2 separate regions of the Homo sapiens genome follow, and region 1 is linked to region 2. Evidence: chromatin loops called from intact Hi-C (ENCODE). Cell type or tissue: CD14-positive monocyte. All regions are shown on one strand. Links, peaks and the distances in the headings refer to the core of each region. The heading gives the core; the rest is flanking DNA. Region 1 has its middle 22 kb from the start of CD300E. Region 2 holds the start of LOC124904055 (a long non-coding RNA gene).

The links. Hi-C counts contacts between places; a loop is a spot of excess contacts. Peaks named below come from ENCODE experiments on the same cell type or tissue, not always from the same donor. Only the 100,000 strongest peaks of a DNase experiment are listed, where the experiment ranks them.
Region 1: it touches region 2 in a loop (2.9-fold over the local background); 5 of 110 quality-filtered maps call a loop at or near these places.

What each region holds. Positions count from the first base shown.
Region 1 is chr17:74,643,350-74,648,717 of GRCh38, reverse strand. No RefSeq gene overlaps it. Among named protein-coding and RNA genes, the nearest start is that of CD300E, 22 kb to the right of the region's middle. In CD14-positive monocyte, for the core only: a CTCF peak has its summit at 2,226 (motif pointing right); a DNase peak (open chromatin) is centred at 2,297; H3K27ac peaks cover 1,105 bases.
Region 2 is chr17:74,376,632-74,381,999 of GRCh38, reverse strand. LOC124904055 (a long non-coding RNA gene) reads right to left here and starts at 1,746. Exons shown (of 2, transcript XR_007065898.1): 1 at 1,660-1,746; 2 at 458-994. RefSeq lists a silencer at 2,385-2,484. In CD14-positive monocyte, for the core only: CTCF peaks have their summits at 2,227 and 2,430 (motif pointing left); a DNase peak (open chromatin) is centred at 2,409; H3K4me3 peaks cover 563 bases.

The sequences.
Region 1 (5,368 bases), core at 302-5,301, 270 kb before region 2:
GGGACCTAGAATCCTGACGGGTCTAGCTGAGGGCTCTTGGCATGGCTGGCCAGGAAGAGGGAACTTGTTTCTGATTCTCAGCAGGCAGAATCCTGTGGATGAAGTTATTCTGTCTCTATCGATATGAGCTCTGGAGCAGCTCAGCTCTGGAGCTGTGAAAGCCTGGCACACGCACACCCACCCTCGCTTCCCTCTCTCATCAGCCATCACTCTTCACTCAGTACTCAGTGGCTGTGATAGCCCAGGAGGCCCAAGCTCAGCCCCATCCTTCTCAACTCACTTTTCCAGGCACACCTCCAACTGATTGGAGGGGACAAAAGTACATTTTTCCATCCCTGGGAAATGCAACGTGCCAGGCACTATCACCCACTGGATGCTAGGTTTCAGCTTCAGGCGAGGCAGTGAGAACCCTCCTCAGCTGCTACCCTCCCCTGCCCTCCCCTCTCCCTCCTTCCCCATGGGATCTGTAGGGCCCGCAGCTCTGCATTGGCTTTGCTCAGACACACCAGCCTCAGGGTGCAGCTGCTATGCACTGGGGGACTGCACTGCCTCTCCTGTCACTGTGAGTCCTGGCATCTTAGTTCTCAAACATGCAGTTGAGTCAAGAAGAATGATGGCCATTCCTTCATCTCCTGACTTTTAGGATCTGGGCTAAGCTAGGACACAAACCAGGCTCAGAAATGAGGCTTTGGCTCCTGGCACCCACAGCTCTGGATTTGCAGGACAGATAAGACACGGAGCCTGCCCCGGAGCTCTTTCAGCCAGCTTCCCCACAGACAGCAGTTGGAGCTGCTGGGCCAGGCTTTGCTGGGTCCATTTAGCTTGGGGCATCTGAGAGGGGACGGTGGTGTCCTTTATCTCCAGGACTCCCACAGAGCCAGTGGACTCTGCAGCTGGGCTCTGGGTGCCTTGTGGCCGTCCTTGGGAGGTTGCCACTTGACCAAGGGAAGGAGATGGAGAGACAGCCTGAGATTTGGGGTGTGTAGAAGCTTCTCCCTCTGATTGCCCTGAATTTAGGTGAGATTTCAGTGGCATTGGAAATCTAAACTTAGGTTTGGAAAGGAGTTTCAGGCCAGGTGCGGTGGCTCATGCCTGTAACCCCAGCACTTTGGGAGGCCAAGGCAGGCTGATCACCTGAGGTCAGGAATTCGAGATCAGCTTGGCCAACATGGCAAAACTCCATCTCTACTAAACACACACACACACACACACACACACACACACACACATCAACTGGGCATGGTTGTGGGCACCTGTAATCCCAGCTACTTGGGAGGCTGAGGCAGGAGAATCGCTTGAACCTGGGAGGTGAAGATCGCAGTGAGCTGAGATTGCACCACTGCACTCCAGCCTGGGCGACAGAGTGAGACTCCGTCTCTGAAAAATAGAAAAGACTGGAGTTTCAGAGTGTGGTGGCCCTCCTGGGAGGACCCAGGGATGTGTGATTGTGCCATACAGTTTATGCATCTGGATAATAATAATAATACCTACTTTGTTTGACTTGCACGGGATTTAAGCAAAGTAATAACAGAAAGCATCTAAAGTGGTCTCTGAAACAAAGTAAACTCAGTAATTCTTAGCAATTATTATGTCTCTGGCCATGGCTGGCAGACCCTGGACCTGAACCTGGGTAGCAAATGTCACACTGCCCTGCTCTTGTTCTTTTTCTTTTTCTTTTGTGACAGAGTCTCTCTCTGTTGCTCAGGCTGGAGTGCAGTGGTGTGATCTTGGCTCACTGCAACTGCCACCTCACAGGTTCACGCGATTCTCCTGCCTCAGTCTCCTGAGTAGCTGGGACTACAGGTGCCTGCCACCATGCCCAGCTAATTTTTGTATTTTTAGTAGAGACAGGGTTTCACATATTGGCCAGGCTGGTCTCAAACTCCCGACCTTGTGATCCACCCACCTCGGCCTCCCAAAGTGCTGGGATTACAGGGGTGAGCCACTGCACCTGGCCCCTGCACTTCTTTAATATTGTGCCTGGAAGGTGCTGGGCATGGAGTGGATGTTGCATGACTGCTTCTTGCAGAGCCTCAAGAGAGCAGGGAAGGCTGGGCTTCCCAAGTAGACTTAAAGGATTGTGTGTTTGTGCTTTTGTTTTTGGGGTATTTGTTCATTCATTCATTCATTCATTCAAGAAAACTATATAGAGCATATATTGTGGGCACTGGATGTTGGAAATGCAATGGTGAGCAAAGAAGACCCATTTCTTGCCTTCTTGAGGCTTATAGCCCAGTAGGGGGAGACAGACATTAATCAAATGTGCACCAATAAATGTCCCATTACAACCACCATAGAAGAAGGAGGTGCTCTGGGAACTTCCATTAGGGGCATTGATTCAACTGGGCTCCAGCGATGTCTCACCCCATCCACTTCCCCCACATGGCCTAGCCCACCGTTGTCTCACACCTGGAAGGCTACAATTGCTTATTCATGTCTCCCAGTTTCCTGCCTTACCTCTGTCAATTGTTTTTTCCTCGCAGCAGCCCGTGTGATCCTTTTAAAGTAAGCCAGGTCACGTAATTCTCCAATGGCTCCCTGCATCATTCAGAGTCAAATCCAACTCCCTATTAAGGCCTATGGGCCCTTAAATGATGACTCTGTTTCCTTTCTGATCTCGTCTCATTCCACTCTTGCCCTCATTCCCTCTTCCTGAGCCATGGTGGCCTCTGCTCCCACCCCAGGACTTTTGCACAGCAGCCCCCTCTACCTTGCACTCTTTTTTTTTTTTGAGATGGTGTCTCCTGTCACCCAGGCTGGAGTGCAGTGGCGCGATCTCGGCTCACTGCAGGCTCCGCCCCCTGGGGTTCACACCATTCTCTTGCCTCAGCCTCCCGAGTAGGTGGGACTACAGACGCCTGCCACCTTGCCCAGCTAATTTTTTGTATTTTTAGTAGAGACGGGGTTTCACCGTGTTAGCCAGGATGGTCTCGATCTCCTGACCTCGTGATCCGCCCACCTTGGCCTCCCAAAATGCTGGGATTACAGGCGTGAGCCACCGCACCCGGCCTACCTTGCACTCTTCACCTGCAGCTGTCAGTGTGGCTCCCACCCTTCTTTCAGGTCTCTGTTAAAATAAGATAACACTTTATCATAGATACCTTCTCTATAGATATTAATACAATAGCATTTGCCTCCCCTCACTCCCTCTACCCTTTTTGTCTTCGGGGCACTTATGACCACCTGGTACATTTTATATGTGTTTATTTTCTCCTCTCCCCCTCCCCCTAGGAGAATGTAAGCTTCCTGAGGACAGAAGCTTGATTTGTTTGTTGCTGCATTCCAGCACCTAGCACGGTATTTGGCATGTAGTAGGTGTCCAGTAAATATTTGTTGAGTTGAATGAATGATAATTTATTTGAGATTTGGAGGAAGAGTATGAGTTAACCAAGCAAAGAGAGGAAAGGAGCATTTTAGGCCCAGGAAACAGTGTGTGAACAGTCACTGTAATCAAGGGAATGTGTTCTGTCTGAGGAACCAAAATCTTTGTGGTTGCCCCTTGGGGATTAAGTGGGAGGTTATTATGGCTTGAGGCTTGGGAGGTCAGCAGGGGCCAAACTGAGGTCCAGTAGAGGAGTTGTAAGAGCCCTGGGAGGCTGTTAATGTTTCTTACAGGGGGAGTGGCAAGATCAGATTTGTTTGCAAAAATACCATTCTGGCTGCACAGTGGCGAAAAACTAAGAGTGAACGTGGGCAGACCACCTGGGAGGCTATTGACAGACGATGGTAGCTTGGGCTAGGTTGGCAGAGAAGGAGATAGAGAGATGGACAAATCTGAGAGCTTTAACAGGAGGCAACATTGAATGGGCTCCAGGCAGGACAGAGTGTGGGGATGAAGACACAGAGGGGTCAGGGATGAAAACTAGGAAACAGTGTAAGGTGATGGGACTCCTTTCTGGAGGGCATAATTGTGAGTTTACTTTGGACTTGTTGAGTTGGATGCATCTTTGAGACGGCTCAAGTGCAGATATCAAGGAGAGGGATGGCAAGGAGGTCTGAGGTTAGAAGAATGTTTGGACTGGAGATTGAGTTTTCCAGGAATCTGCTCAAAATGGTTTTTAGACCCAGGCTCTGACTGACTTTGAGGATAGTTATCTTGGGATCTGTAGCTTTATGTCTTGCTGAAACTGGGAAAATTTTAGCCGTTATGTTTTCAAATACCTTTTTGCAACTCTGCTTTCTTTCTTTTCTTCTTCTGGAACTTCAATGACATGAATGTTTGCTCTTTTATTACAGTCCCACAGCTACCTAAGGCTCTGTTCATCTTTTAAAGTCTATTTTCTCTCTTTTGCTCAGATCAGACAATTTCTATTGTTCTGTGTTCAAGTTCACCGATTCTTTCCTCTGTCCTCTCCCTCCTGATGTTGAGCCCATTAGCTGAATTTAAAAAATTTAGTTATCATATTTTTCATTTGTAAAATGTCCACTTGCTACTTCTTTGTGTCTATTTCCTTGCTGAGATTTTCTATCTTTTCATATATTTCAAGCATGTTGAGGAGATTGCCATAGCATTGTGTTTGAACACTTGCTTGTCAAGTAGTTGCTGCTTATCATCTCAGTTTCTTTCTTAAAAGAAAAAAAAAAGCAGTAGAATAAACAATGATTGCAGGTGTGAATGGAGACCACCATAAGAAGAGATAGGGAGGCACCAAAGCAGAAGGCAGAGCATGCAGCACTTGCTCTCTGTAGCATGGTCAGCCCAGAGTCTAGGAGGACTGGGCTGTATAGAGGGGAGAGCAGAGCTCAGTAGGCAGAACCATGAAGCTGCTTTTCACCACCTTCCTTCTCTCTCTTCTAGTTGCCTGGGGCAGAAGTGTTGATGGAGAAGTGGGTTAACATAGTAAGTATGTGGGGGACAGTTGAAATGGCAAAGACTTTCTGCTTATTTCTGGAGCCATGCATATGTGCTTAGTACAGGAATTGAGAAAATCATGTGTGTTATTCCAGAGATTAATTCCAACCTTTCTTACCTGCATATAGCATCAAAACCTCCTTCTTTATTTTGAAATAATTTTAGATAATTTAGTATCTTATAGTTTGTAAGAATCTTTCTTTCTTTCTTTCTTCTTTCTTTCTTTCTTTCTTCTTTCTTTCTTTCTTTCTTTCTTTCTTTCTTTCTTTCTTTCTTTCTTCTTTCTTTTTCTTTTTTTTTGGAGACAGAGTCTTGCTCTGTCACCCAGGTTGGAGTAGAGTGGCGCAATCTTGGCTCACTGCAACCTCCATCTCCTGGGTTCAAGCCTCCTGAGTAGCTGGGATTACAGGCACGCACCACCACACCTGGCTAATTTTTGGGTTTTTAGTAGAGACAGGGTTTCACCATATTGGCCAGGTTGGTCTCAAACTCCTGGTCTCAAGTGATCCACTCGCC
Region 2 (5,368 bases), core at 281-5,280:
ATTTATTTATTTTTTAAAGACGGAGTCTCCCTCTGTCACCCAGGCTGGAGTGCAGTGGCGAGATCGGGGCTCACTGCAACCTCTGCCTCACGGGTTCAAGCGATTCTCCCACCTCAGCGCCTGCCCTTACAGGCACCCGCCACCACGCCCAGATAATTTTTGTATTTTTAGTAGAGATGGCGCTTCACCATGTTGACCGGGCTGGTCTTGAACTCCTGACCTTGAGTGATCCGCTTGCCTAGGCCTCCCAAAGTGCTGGGATTACAGGCGTGAACCACCGTGCCTGGACGAAGCTGGGTAAGAGAAGTGACCATAGATTTAATGTAGCTCAACCTCCACATTTTACAGGCAAGATAACTGAGACTCTGAGATTAGAAACGACTCTCTTAAGATCACGTGGTGAGTGGGTGTGGCAGAAGGGCCTGGCTTTTGTATTCATTTTGCCTCAAATCACAGAGCAGTTTATGTGCCTTTATTGACTTTTATTTTCCTCCAGAAATAATATCAAGTCAAATAGTGTCCTTATAATTTGCAGGTATTAGGAGAGGGCCCTTTGGGAAAGGGTTGCATTAGCTGCCTCCCTTGAGGGTTCATGACACAGAAAGTTCTAGAAAAGTGACTGCCCCTGGTTAGGGGAATCAAAACAGCATCAGCTGGCATGGCTGGGTGGTGAGCGAACCCTGGATTGCTTCCACAGTGGGCCGCGCTAACTGTGGCAAATCAAGTCTTTCTCTGCCAGCTGGAGGAGCTGCTACTCTGATGCGCAGGTACCCAAGGCCTCAGCAGGTGTGGCTGGAATGCCACTGGGTCGGGAAAATGAGGTCTAGGACAAGCATGAGGCTCTCTTGGGTCTAACTGAGCTGATCCATTCACCTGGGAAGAAGAAGAAGGGAGGCGCCATGGAGACAAGCCAATAGGACCAAGCCCTTTGTCCTGGTCCCTGGGGACAATCCTGAGGCTGGGAAGCCAAGATCTGCAGAGTTATTCTTGGGACCTAGGGAAGGGTACAGACACTCCCGTTAAAAAAGCAAGCGAGCAAACCAAACGTCTTCCTTGTGAACTGAACCTCCAGAGGTCCCAGGTACTTGGAGGAATTGGAATAAGGTGAATCACAGGTTTCCCCACTTAGAGTCAAAATACAGCCCTTAGCAACCAGTCCCGCCTAGTGGTTACCTACTGAATACATTGCTCTCCCTGAGGGCAGAGTCCTTGGAAATAATCTCTAAGGAGGACATAGAAAAACCTGTCTGCCCTTGTCTCCACTGGCCACACCAGAGCTGCTGTCCCAGAATGAAAGCACAGCTCTGAGAGGGTGGTCACCTGGACTGGCCAGGGCTATGCTCCCACGGTGCTCCCTGGTCAGGGGTCCCAGCCATTTCAATAGGTGGTAGAAGCTCTTCTAGCCAGCCCTGCCCCATCACCTTCACCGTTAAGCTGTTTCCAGCCCTTTTCCACAATCCTTCGACATCCCTGGGAGACAGAGTCACTGGGCCCTTCTTTCATGGATACAGAGCAAGCTCCTCCCCCAACCCCACACACAGGGCCTCAAAGTCCTCTCTGAGACCGCAGCCTTCCCTAGGCTGTGGTTAAAGCCACTTAAAGCCAACTCCCGTACCTGCCCCTTCCCTCCATCTAGATGGGTCCCTTCCTCCATCCTACCCGGCTCCTGTGGCACTGCCTGCCTGCCCCTCCCTCCGAAGAGCGGTGTGGTAAGGCAGGGGCTGCGGTGCCAGGGCATCTTGGCACGCCTCTCCCGCCCCACCCCGCCCCGCCTGCTAAATATATATCTTGGAGGAGTCCTGGAAGGAGCCGCCACAGATGTGATTAACTCTTTCACCTCCAGCACCGTGGAGAGAGGGCAGGCTGGAAGGAGCAGTGGGAAGTGGGGGTACCCAAGTCCTGCCCAGGCTCAGCTGGGGGATGGGAGGACTCGGCCCCTCACGCCAGGCTGGGAGGACGGGGTCCTGGGATCCCAGAGACGCTGACTGAAGCCCTGAGGCTCCGCAGCCTGGCAGGCCAAGCTCCCCAGAGTGGGGAAGGCAGGTGAGCAGAACCCGAGGCCAGCAGGAGGGGCTGGCAGGACCCTGCGAAGGAGAGTGGAGAGAGGAGGGCGATGAACGATGAAAGGGCCCTTCACACCACTCTGCACAGGAAACCACCAAAGTCATCTGAGAAAATTGCAGGGCCCTGCAGCCCCGTGGCTGGCCAGCCCCAGCGTGGCAGACGTGGCTTTAGGGTGGAGGAGACTGACAGAGGGTACAAAGCCCTCCCACCCAACTACTCGGTGCTGGCTGCTGGCCCAGGGCAGGCAGTTTCTTTGCAGTAACTCGATCTTCCTTTGAACCTTGGCTTAAAGGCCCGCCCTCCCACTCCCTGGCCCGACCGTCCAGCCAGTCCTGCAGCGCCCCCTGCTGTCTGAGCTGACAGGGACATGCAAAAGGAGGAGGTGGGCAGAAAACCCGCCAGGGAGCTCAGGCCACCCCCAGCGACAAGGAGGCCAGGGAAGCAAGATTTCCAAGACACCCCCATGCCAAGGGCTGTCCCTTGGTCCCTGCCAGCCAGCACCTCTGTAATCTGGCCAACCAAAGTGCTCAATGTTTTCTTTTTTTTTTGAGACAGTGTCTGGCTCTGTCGTCCAGGCTGGAGTGCAGTGGTGTGATCTCAGCTCGCTGCAGCCTCAAACTCCTGGGCTCAAGTGATCCTTCCACCTTAGCCTCCTGAGCAGCTGGGATTACAGGTGCCCACCACCATGCCCGGCTAAATTTTTTTTATTTTTATTTTTGGTGGAGACAGGGTTTCGCCACGTTGCCCAGGCTGCTCTCGAACACCTGGTCTCAAGTCATTCTCCTGCCTTGCCTCCAAAGTGCTAGGGTTATAGGCCTGAACCACTGTGCCCAGCTGGCTAAATGCTTAATTTGGAAAATATGGTCTTGCTTTCTGGGCCAGGGTGCTGAATGGATTCTGCACGATCCCTCTGGAAGCTTGTCTCCCCGTCCCCATCATGTCACCCACCCCACCACTGGTAAAGCCACCTCCTCGGCCCGGGCATGGTGACAGGAAGGGAGCCTTGTCACCTTGTCAGAATCGAGGGACACTCATGTCTGTGGACTGGAGCTCCCATGAAAGATCCCAGAGCAGAAGCGACAGATGTGGCTCCCTTTTATCCAGCCAGCATGCCTCCTCTTTCGGACTGAAAAAAAGAGGGGAAGGGGAAGAGGAGCAGAGCACTCATGGGGGAGGACCAAAGTGAGCATGGGAGTCAGAGAGAGGGGCAGAGGCTGCGTGTGTGGTGGGGCCTGAGACCATGCCCCGGAAGCAACCTGGTTGCGTTGATATCCATTCCAGAGACAAAAAGAAATGTGCTGCTCAGGCCGGGCGCGGTGGCTCACGCCTGTAATCCCAGCACTTTGGGAGGCCGAGGCGGGCAGATCACCTGAGGTCGGGAGTTCGAGACCAGCCTGGCCAACACAGTGAAACCCCTGTCTCTACTAAAAATACAACAATCAGCTGGGTGTGCTGGCACGCACCTGTAATCCCAGCTACTCGGGAGGCTGAGGCAGGAGAATAGCTTGAACCCAGGAGGCGGAGGTTGCAGTGAGCTGAGATCGAGATCGCGCCACTGCACTCCAGCCTTGGCGACAGAGCAAGACTCCATCTCATAAAAAAAAGAAAAAAGAAAGAAACGTGCTGCTAAGGGGGAGTGTGCAGTGATAGCACTGCAAACCGGAGCGACTGGGAAACCCAACACAGAGGGAAAGAGCTGTTTGAGGTCTGAGCAATGAGGAAGCCAGGAAAGGTGCCAGTGGCAGCAGGACACCCCGCCAGAGAGCACATAAGAGTGGCCGAGGGAAAAGGGGGCCCGAAACCCAATTGTGATTAAGAAAGTCAAGAAGGCCAGTGCCGTGGCTCACACCTGTAATCCCAGCACTTTGGGAGGCTGATGCAGGAGGATCGCCTGAGCTTAGGAGTTGGAGACCAGCATGGGCAACATAGGGAGACCTCGTCTCTACAAACAAACAAACAAAAAATTAGCGAGGCATGGTGGTGCATGCCTGTGGTCCCAGCTACTTGGGAGGCTGAGGCCAGAGAATTGCTTGAGCCTGGGAGGTTGAGGCTGCAGTGAGCCGTGGTCGTGCCACTGCACTCCAGCCTGGGTGGCAGAGCGAGACCCTGTTTCCTAAAAGGAAAAGAGGCCTGTAATTCCAGCACTTTGGGAGGCCGAGGCAGACACATCACTTGAGCCCAGAAATTCAGGAGCAGCCTGGGCAACATGGTGCAACCCCCACTCAGAAAGAAAGAAAGAGAGGAAGGAAGGAAGGAGGGAGGGAGGGAGGGAGGAAAGGAAGGAAGGAAGGAAACGAACGAGAAAGAAAATAACCTTTTCTGAATGAAAAGATACTCTCAGTGTGGAAATTAAAAGGCCCACCTCCAGGTACCTGTTCAACAAGGGTGAATCTTCAAAAACTTCAAGATCTTCCAGGAAGAAAGGAGAGATCATGTTTAAAGATACGAGACTGGCTTTGAGTCCTGTTACGCCAGCCAAGGAGAAGAGAAAGGTGGGGATAGTTCGTATACAGCCAAGAGAAAAGTGACTTTTATTAAAGCCTGGATCCACAGCCAAGGAACATTTGTCCTTAAAATACCCATAGTTTCCCCCAACCCAAATTCATATGTTGAAGACCTTCCCCAGGTTGGATGAGAGCCCATCGTAACAGCCTCGTTTGAACTTCATCACCTCTTTCAAGGCCCTATCTTCAAATGCCGTCCCATTTTGAGGTACTGGGGACACAGGGAGAAGGTGACCTTCTGCAGGGCAAGGAGAGAGGCCTCAGAAGAAACCCAAGCTGCTAACACCTTCTTCTTTTCCTTTTCAGACAAGGTCGCCCTTTACTCTGTCATCCAGGCTGGGGTGCAGTGGCGTGGTCTTGGCTCACTGCAGCCTCGACCTCCTAGGCTCAGGTGATCCTCCACTACATCCAGCTGTTTTTGTATTTTTGGTAGAGACAGGGTCTTCCTATGCTGTTTAGCCTGGTCTTGAACTCCTGGGCTCAAGTGATCCCCCTGCCTCAGCCTTCAAAAGTGCTGGGATTATAGGTGTGAGCCACTACATTTGGTCAATACATTGTTTTGAACTTCCAGCCTCCAGAACTGTAAGAAAACACATTTCTGGCCAGGCAGGGTGGCTCACGCCTATAATCCCAGCACTTTGGGAGGCTGAAGCAGGTGAATCACTTGAGGTCAGGAGTTCGAGACCAGCCTGGCCAACATGCGAAACCCTGTCTCTACTGAAAATACAAAAATTAGCCAGACGTGGTAATGCATGCCTGTAGTCCTAGCTACTTGGGAAGCTGAGGCAGCAGGATCACTT